Regions from separate parts of the Mus musculus genome. Here region 1 is linked to region 2. A link is a contact called in ENCODE Hi-C or POLR2A ChIA-PET data. All regions are on one chromosome and are shown on one strand. Each heading gives the region's core, a stretch centred on a gene start or an enhancer-like site at or near the end of the contact. The rest is flanking DNA. Distances are from core to core; before and after follow the strand shown. Region 1 holds the start of Rpl36 (ribosomal protein L36). Region 2 holds the start of Sh3gl1 (SH3-domain GRB2-like 1).

What was found. Hi-C counts contacts between places; a loop is a spot of excess contacts on that map. ChIA-PET counts read pairs that join two places held with the same protein, here RNA polymerase II (POLR2A).
Region 1: a loop to region 2 is called in a map of heart, with 2.8 times the contacts of the local background. The contact joins the promoter of Rpl36 here to the promoter of Sh3gl1 in region 2. A Hi-C loop is called at or near these places in 1 of 37 maps with a recorded cell type or tissue (heart). POLR2A ChIA-PET finds 5 or more read pairs at or near these places in 1 of 5 experiments (embryonic stem cell).

What each region holds. Positions count from the first base shown.
Region 1 is chr17:56,611,989-56,616,672 of GRCm38, reverse strand. Rpl36 (ribosomal protein L36) reads right to left here and starts at 3,278. Exons shown (of 4, transcript NM_018730.3): 1 at 3,225-3,278; 2 at 2,993-3,087; 3 at 2,632-2,766; 4 at 2,427-2,549. The coding sequence starts at 3,085. The coding sequence ends at 2,460. Lonp1 (lon peptidase 1, mitochondrial) reads left to right here. Exons shown (of 18, transcript NM_028782.2): 11 at 227-314; 12 at 421-543; 13 at 631-747; 14 at 1,029-1,169; 15 at 1,258-1,423; 16 at 1,582-1,799; 17 at 1,873-2,037; 18 at 2,110-2,376. The coding sequence ends at 2,289.
Region 2 is chr17:56,034,225-56,038,675 of GRCm38, reverse strand. It overlaps Sh3gl1 (SH3-domain GRB2-like 1), which reads left to right and starts at 2,039. Exons shown (of 10, transcript NM_013664.3): 1 at 2,039-2,261. The coding sequence starts at 2,217.

The sequences.
Region 1 (4,684 bases), core at 2,029-4,528, 580 kb before region 2:
CTACTGAGCCTGAGTGTGGGTCCATGCCCCTGTGAAGATTCATCCAGGCCAACCCCCACCTCTCAGTGCATAGGGAAGTGAGGTGGGCATAACTGCAGACTGTGTGGCCAAGTGCTGGCTAAAGGAGAGCATTGGGTAACTACCCTGTGTGAGGTCAGAACGGCTTCCAAGTGGGCCATGTGGTGGTATCAGCACACTGACCCATACTGAGTGTTGCCTCCCACAGGCGTACCTACGTGGGGGCCATGCCTGGGAAGATCATCCAGTGTCTGAAGAAGACCAAGACAGAGAACCCGCTAGTGCTCATTGATGAGGTGGGGTAGGCTCTGGGGACAGGAGGGACAGTTCACTGCACAGCTTATCCTGTAGTGTTGGAGCCAGGTATAGTTTGTCCTATGGCGCCTGCCTTTCCCAATTCAGGTGGACAAGATTGGCCGAGGCTACCAAGGGGACCCGTCATCAGCACTGCTGGAGTTGCTGGACCCTGAGCAGAATGCCAACTTCCTGGACCACTACCTGGATGTGCCAGTGGATCTGTCCAAGGTGAGTGTGACTCATGTGGCTAGGTGCTAGTGCTATGGGAGAGGGGACACCCAGCTTCCAGCATCCTGTGCCCCCCTTGTCACCCAGGTGCTATTCATCTGCACGGCCAATGTCATTGACACCATCCCAGAACCACTGAGGGACCGCATGGAGATGATCAATGTGTCTGGCTATGTAGCACAGGAGAAGCTGGCCATCGCAGAGGTATGTGGGGTTCTGTGGGGTGGAGGGGCACCAGATCAGACTTGGCTCTCACAATAGTCTTGAGTGCCTGGCAGGTGATGGGCAAAGATCTCAGGTGAGCACAGCCTAGGGTGACACTTTGGGGCCTATCGTCTTCAGGACAGGGCTGTGATTCTCTACTCTGTGCTTCTGAGAAGGGAGGGCTGGGTTGGTGCAGTGGGTGAGGAGATTAGGACCCTAGGGCACCAGGAACAACATGGTGGGTGAGGACAACAGGCATTGCTGACAGCTGCTCCCCACAGCGGTACCTGGTGCCACAGGCCCGCACCCTGTGTGGCCTAGATGAGAGCAAGGCCCAGCTGTCAGCAGCAGTGCTCACACTGCTCATCAAGCAATACTGCAGGGAGAGTGGTGTGCGCAACCTACAGAAGCAGGTGGAGAAGGTAAGCCCGCCCACGGGCCCACCCACTACACAGGGCATGCCTCTGCCTAGCAAATGCCCACCTACACCCACCCACCCACCCACTTCAGGTGCTGCGCAAGGCTGCATACAAGATCGTAAGTGGGGAGGCCCAGACAGTACAGGTGACACCTGAGAACCTACAAGACTTTGTTGGGAAGCCTGTGTTCACAGTGGAGCGCATGTACGAAGTCACACCTCCTGGCGTGGTCATGGGTTTGGCCTGGACTGCCATGGGTGAGCATAGCACCCACATCTTTCTGCCTGGCCAGCTGGCTGCTACAAATGTAAATAAAGACGGGGCCTGGATAGATAATGCAGGCTACCAGTGCTATGGAGTCTTCAAGTGCAGAATTGGAGTGTAAGGAACAAATTTAGCCTTTTCCACCTTCCAGGGGGCTCTACATTGTTTGTGGAGACATCTTTGAGGCGGCCCCAGCCTAGTGGCAGCAAGGAGGACAAGGATGGCAGCCTAGAGGTGACAGGTCAGCTGGGAGATGTGATGAAAGAGAGTGCCCGCATAGCCTACACCTATGCTCGTGCCTTCCTGATGGAGCAGGACCCTGAAAATGACTTCCTAGTCACCTCACACATCCACCTGCATGTGCCTGAGGTAGGCCCATCATTCACCCCCCCCCCCCATAGCACCCATCAGCGCAGCAACTCACCACTGCCTCTCCCCACAGGGTGCTACCCCCAAGGATGGTCCCAGCGCAGGCTGTACTATTGTCACTGCACTGCTGTCCCTGGCTCTGGGCCAGCCAGTGTTGCAGAACCTGGCTATGACTGGGGAGGTCTCCCTCACTGGCAAGGTGTTGCCTGTGGGTGGCATCAAGGAGAAGACCATTGCGGTGAGTGTCTGCCGCCTGTACCCCTGACCACCTCAGGGTGGAAGAGCACCCAGCTGACACATCTTTCCACAGGCTAAGCGTGCAGGTGTGACCTGCATCATTCTGCCTGCTGAGAACAGAAAGGACTACTCGGATTTAGCTCCTTTTATCACAGAGGGCCTTGAAGTTCACTTCGTGGAACACTATCGGGACATATTCCCCATTGCCTTCCCCCGGCGAGAGCACAGGGAGGCACTGGCCGTGGAGAGATGACACAGGGGCCTGGGACTAAATAAATCATGGTGTGGCGGAGCCACGAGCACAGCTGTAGAATCATGAATAAAGAAAACCTTTCCAAAAGCCCTAAGCCTGAGTCTCAGTGTCGCCGTGAGCTCACACATACACAAAACTGTAGGAACCATCTTTTATTGGGGGAGGGTTCATCAATCCTTCTTGGCCGCCGCCTTCCTCATGGCTGCCAGCACGTTGCTCAGCTCCTCCCGCTTTCTCTTGGCGCGGATGTGCGTGCCCACCTGCGAGGAGTAGTCGCATGTCACCCAGGGCCACTGCAGCCAGCCACACCCCCACCCGTGCTCGGTGCAGCACGCTGCCTACCCTCTTCTTGATGAACTTGAGTGCGCGCTTGTCCTTGGACACTTTGAGCAACTCCATGGCTCGCCGCTCGTAGGGTGCGAAGCCGCACACCTCCCGGATCATGTCCCGCACGAACTTGGTGTGTTTGGTGAGGCGCTGCGAGCACAGCCCCGAGGTCACGAACCCCAAAATGGGCCTTACAGGGGGCCGAACGCAACAGCCCACCGACCGACTCCCAGTCTCAGACGCCCAATCAACGACCGGGCCCACGAACCACTCAGACCTTCCCATTCCAACGACACAGAATCTACGCAGGTGTCGATATTCACTTCTTCACCCCCGTCCCCATCTCTGACGAGGCGGTCGCGTCCCCAGCACTCACCCCGCGTCGCCGGCTGTGTCTCGGCTTACTGACGTTTTTCGTCACCTTGTGGCCCTTGTTGAGGCCCACGGCCATGGGGTAGCGCAGAGCCATGGCTGTGGGCAGCGGGGACAAGACAGCGGCTGAGACACGGTACCTCGGCCCGCGCCCGCCCGCATGCCGGCCCGCAGGGACTCCCCATGGGGCCGGGATGCCCGATGGGGGCAGATGAGCCCCGACGAGGCCCACTTACCTGATGCTCTCCGATGGCGGCCGGGACAGGAAGAACGGCACCGCGCAGAATCCTGGGATATATGCCACTTGCAGGCCTTTCCGGCTAGAGAGACAGGCGCGCTGCGGGCGACCTCTGGTGGCCGGAGGTTCTACGGCACCCGTGAGACCTCGGCTTGGGAATCATCCCTTAGGTTAGGAGTTGGAATGCTGCCTCACACTGTTGTTAGCTGTTGAAGTAATTTAATCTCTGACAATAAAAGTGCTTTTGAGGGGAATGGGCTCTGTAGAGATGTCTCAGAGGTTAAGAGCCCTGTCTGCTCTTCCAGAGGTCCTGATTTCAATTCTCAGTTAACCACATGGTGGCTAATAACCATCTATAATGAGATCTGGTGCCCTCATTTTGCCTGATGGTACACATGCAGGGAGACCGCTGTATACATAATAACTAATTAAATAAACAAATCTTTTTAAAAATGACTTTAAAGAGTGCTTTTAAAATTTTTTGTTTGTGTCGGGCGTGGTGGCGCACACCTTTAATCCAGCACTTGGGAGGCAGAGGCAGGCGAATTTCTGAGTTCGAGGCCAGCCTGGTCTACAGAGTGAGTTCCAGGACAGCCAGGGCTACACAGAGAAACCCTGTCTCGAAAGAGAGAGAGCATGTGCCACTACAAACTTGCAGAGGTCAGAAGTCAGTTTACAGAACTCCGTTTGCCTTCGTCATGGAGGGTTCCGGATCCAACAGATCAATAGATCTGTCACAACAGTCACAACAAATCTGTCCGGATCAATAGACTGATCCTTATGAACTGTTTCGTTGAAGGAGTTTCGCGTCCCCTGGAGGCCTTGGGGTAGAGAGGGCTGCAAATTATCTAGAATCACAGGCTGTGCCCCCTCACTCCTCTCCTTCCTCACTTTTTTTCTGTGAGCTATGGTCTCGTGCAGCCCAGGCTGTCCTGATAATGACAGGCGTGTAACACCCAAGTGCTCCAGCAGCTGAGCTGTACTTGAGCCTCCTCCTCTCCTGCCTCAGCTTCCCACACTCCACGCTCTGTCAGCCTGAGGAATTCCAACAGTAGAGAACATAAGAGAATCCAACTCTCATTACGAAGCAGGGCATGGATGTACCAGGATGCAGTACTCTGGAGGGAGCAGAGGGCAAAACTCGTCAGCAGCACAAGTACTTGGATAAGAGTGGGAGGGGCCAACCCAGATAGGCGGGGCCTGTGGGTAGCATCACCCTGGGATGGAGCTAAGGCCCTCGTGGGGATCCTCAGCCTGCGTGCCAAGAGGGTCCACTCTGGTACCCTAGGGTGGCTGTGCTGATGATCAGGCCTGAGAAGAGTCCAAAGAAGGTAGGAATAGGTCCTAGAACACAGGAGGGAGAGGAAACTTGAGCAGGAGCCGGGGCGAGGCAAAGCTGGGCAGGGGCGGAGCTTAAGACAGAAAGAGGGAATGGAGGAGAGGGGGCGGAGCCAATCT
Region 2 (4,451 bases), core at 790-3,289:
TCTCAAAAAAACAAAAGAAACAGAAACTACTCATACTCCAAACTTTTTATAAAGACTCCTGGATTCAGGAGCAGTAAAGATGGCACATACATATTTTTTGATCTACTGCAGTACAACCCTTTGAGTCATTTGGAACCTTCCAGTAATCTCTGGGTTCATGAAACCACCCCAACTTTTCACCAATTTCAACCCTAGCCATTTTCCTGTGTCTGCTTTAGGATTTATTTACTCATTACCTCCATTCATTATTAATCTCCAGGTCATGCTTGCCTGGTCTGTAACTGGTTATGTAGTCCAGACTGGCCGCAAACTCGGAGACCCATCTGCTCTGCTTCTCAGGGGCTTGGGTTAAAGGTGTGTGCATTGCCACACCTGGCATATTCTATATAGTTTTTGAAATTTGTAACAGTTGATAGAAGGGTTAAGGTACATATGTCAACCTGGGGAGACTTCATTGAAGAGATATTGTCTTAGTTAGGGTTTTACTAATGTGAACAGACATCATGACCAAGGCAACTCTTATAAGAACAACGTTTAGGGGGCTGGAGAGATGGCTCAGCGGGTAAGAGCACTGATTGCTCTTCCAAAGGTCATGAGTTCAAATCCCAGCAACCACATGGTAGCTCACAACCATCCTTAATAAGATCTGATGCCCTCTTCTGGTGTGTCTGAAGACAGCTACAGTGTACTTAGATATAATAATAAAATAAATCTAAAAAAAAAAAAACAATGTTTAATTGGGACTGGCTTACAGGTTCAGAGATTCAGTTCATTATCATCCAGGCGGGAACATAGCAATATCCAGGCAGACATGGTGAAGGTGGAGCTGAGAGTTCTACATCTTCATCTGAGGGCTGCTAGCAGAATACTGGCTTCCAGGCAGCTAGGATGAGGGTCTTAAAGCTCACACCCACAGTGACACACCTACTCCAGCAGGGGCACAACTTCTAATAGTGCCACTCCCTGGTCTGAGCATATACAAGCCATCACAGATATCATTCAATTAGAGTCCTCTTTCTGTCTTAATGATGAGAGGAAGCTCACTGCAGGGCTAATGCGCAAAAAAGCAATGATGTCCTATAGCTGGTACATGACAGGAATGAACCAATGGAACTCGAAATAGGAGATAGCTACAGTCTGAGCGAACTATTTTGAAAATATGTTTCTAGTGGGGCTCATTGGTGCACACCTGTGATTTAGCACTTGGGACGTGGAGGAGCTTGGACAGGAGTTCAAGGTCATCCTTGGTTATACAGTAAGTTTGAGGCTTAGCCTGGGTTATGCAATATCTGCTCTGAAATAAAGTTATGAAGAAGGAAATAAAGGACTCTCTTTTCTAGTTGTATCCTCAGCGATTTATTAGAAGGGAGACACTGAAGGAAGGACCCCAGAGAGAAGGCTGGTGGCGTGTTAGCATTTGGGCCTCTGCCGGGATTAAAGGCGTACATGCATCACCACTGGCATACCTCATATTAATTTTTAAGTTATGGGTATATATGTGACCCGGTGTACTTGAGAGCAGTTGAAGGAGGCCAGGAAAGGGCTGTGACCCGGAGCTGGAGTTACAGACAGCTAGCTATGAGCAAGCAGCCTGATGTGGATGCGAGGAACTGAACTCCCGATGTCAGCCAGGGCAGCAAGCACTTTTACCTGGAGAACCAACCGTTCCTCTAGCCCCTAAGATATTCCATTTTACCTCGCTTTGTCTTTATTACACTCTCGCTGGCAAATTCCGCTCCGCTTTCTCCACGCACAAATAAAATATTAATTAATTAAAACTGACTTTTGGCTTTATATCTACTCCTGGACTCTAGAGGGAGCTGCATCATGCGTACACGCGCACGTACACAGATTTCTGGCCTCTCTAGGCGCCCCCTCATCTCGTTGGTGTGGGAGGGTTTCCGCCGTTCCTCCCCCGGCAATGCTCTTTCTGTCCTCCAGGGGGCGCGCACGCGCAGAGAGGCGGAGCGCGCGCAGATGCCGTTGTAGGGTGGGGTGAGGCGATATGGGGGCGTCACCGGAAGTGTGCGGTTGCCATGTAATATCCCGGCCGCGCGTGCGCGCTAGCCGGCCGAGGTGGCTTCGGGGCGGGGGCGCAGAGCTGGCAAGCTGATTTGGCGGTGGCGGCGCCGACCTGCGCGCGGAGGAAAGAAGTCGGTTCGGCGGCGCCGGCGGAAACCGGAGTTCGAGCGGGAGGCCTGACGGCGGCAGGCGGCATGTCGGTGGCGGGGCTGAAGAAGCAGTTCTACAAGGCGAGCCAGGTGAGGCGAGGCCAGGCGATCTGGTCTCGGGCCTGCCTTTGGGGACCGCAGACGAGCCGAGCTGGCTTCCCTTGGGCTAGCGGGGAAGGGGAGACCGGGTCCCCGTGCTTTGAAGAGGGACACCGGGTGTGCGCGTCTAGGCGGCTTTCAGAAAGCTCTGGAGGGCCGGCGAAAGGGCTTCATTGAGAGGGGCTTGCCGCCAGGCTTTACAACGTAAGTTCGATTCCTGGGATCGCAGCATGGAAGGCAAGCCCCCCCCCCCCCAAAGTCTCCAGGCTATGCTTCCGAGACTCTCACCACATAGCCTCAGGCCACAGAAAATGTTTGTCTAGGTTGATATCCAAAAAAACCAAGTCCACACAGGGCTTAAAAAATAATCAGTGTCCCATTCTTCTTTTCCCTCTCCGGTGTCTGTAAGACGGATTGAAAAAAAAAAAACCTAAAAAACCAAAAACAAACATTCTCGCTCACTGGGTGTTATACATCATTAATCCCTGCACACTTGAGGCAGTCAGGTAAGCAGATCTCTGAGTTTGAGGCCAGCCAGGGTTACGTAACATAAGGAGACCCTGTCTCAAAAATGAAAGAAAAATCTCTTGGTAGACACTGTGGCAAGTTGAAAAGAGACAGTGAAAAGTAATTTTCCAGGCTTCTGCAGTTTACAAAATGTGTCAGGTTTGTGTCCCTATTTCTAAAACATATGTATGCTTCTTTGAAAGATACGTTTTTGTTGGCTGTACCATACTATAGATTCCTATAGGTACTTGGTGGTTTGGGTTTAGTGTTTAATCGATCCGATCATGACTCTGAACTGAAATTCTCCTTTCTGGTTGTGTTGACATTCAGGAGTTCTGTAGGGTGGGCATCCTGGCCTCCGTTGTATAAACATTGAGAACCCTACCCCAGGCAGGCAGGCGCTCCTTTCAGACATCCTATAGTGTAATGTCCCTCTGGAACTTTTGGGGGGTTTTTTGAGGCCAAGTTTTGCTCGTAGTCCAGGCTGGCCCAGAATTTTCCATCTTCCTGCCTCTCAGGCGCTGGGATGACAGGATACCTTTGTGTGTTGAAGGTTTTATATTTGCCTTGAACTCCTGGGCTCAAGTGAGCCTGTTCCCTCAGCTCTGTCAGGTTTCTGCTTGAGAAAACCCTTGTTGTCTCATCTCTGTCTCAGTCAGGCCAGAGTGGCCTCATAGTCATTATCCTCCCGCCTCTGCCTCCCGGTGCTGAGTTACAGATGTTTGTCACCAAACCTCAGTGGCCAGAAGTTCGTGACTGAGTTTTCTCCTGTCTGTTTTGAGTTTCTTTTCTTCTGCCTTTTCCTCCAGGTTGCTAGATCGATTGTGCTCGCGAGTGCGCTCTCTCTTTCTCTCTCGTTTGATGGATGTTTGCTGGGGTTGGAGCCCAGGACCTCAACCACACTGGCAACAGCTCTACCCTGAGCCATGACCTCAGCTTGACATGCATTTTACATGGGACACTGCTGGAAAGCCTGGCAGGCCTGTAACCCCAGGCCCTCTGGCCGCTGAGGCAGGAGGATCAAAAGCCAAGTGAGTTCCAAGTGAAGCCTGTGGAGCCAGCTTGGCTGCTATGTCTGATACCCTAGAGGTCACCAGGGTTGATGCTAGTGTGGCTGGAGGAGGCTGTCTTCTGCCTGTGCATCCAATCCAGTGCTTGTCTCACTCAGCTCAGAGGCCAGACCCCACCAGTGTTGGAGCAGCTGGCTCCCCTTCTCGAACTCCTGAATAGCTTTCGGAATGCAGAGGATAGGATAGGACCCGGGCTCTGGGCTTCAAAGTAAGAACTTTCATATCTCAAAATGACAACAGATCTGGGTGTGTAGCTAGTTGGTAGAGTACTTGCCTACCACACAGGAAGCCCTGGTTTTGTTACAAGTTGAGGGCCAGCCTGGTATACAGTGTTAGTTCCAAGGGTATGTAGTGAAACCCCATTCAAACAAGTAGTTCAGAGCCTGCAACCCATAGTCATGCAAGCCCTGGATCTTTGCAGGGAGGTCTGTGAACACGTAGTTTGTTGCCCGGTTTCTGTTCCAAGAAGCCCCAGATGTGCTAATCCTGTGGCTGTGCAGTACAGCCCGAGAATCCTGGGTGTGGAGCTGGCTCGAGTAGATTCCACAGAGAGATGAGCAACAGTGTAAGGAATTGCTTGGGCCATGCCTGTGAGAAAGGTTCT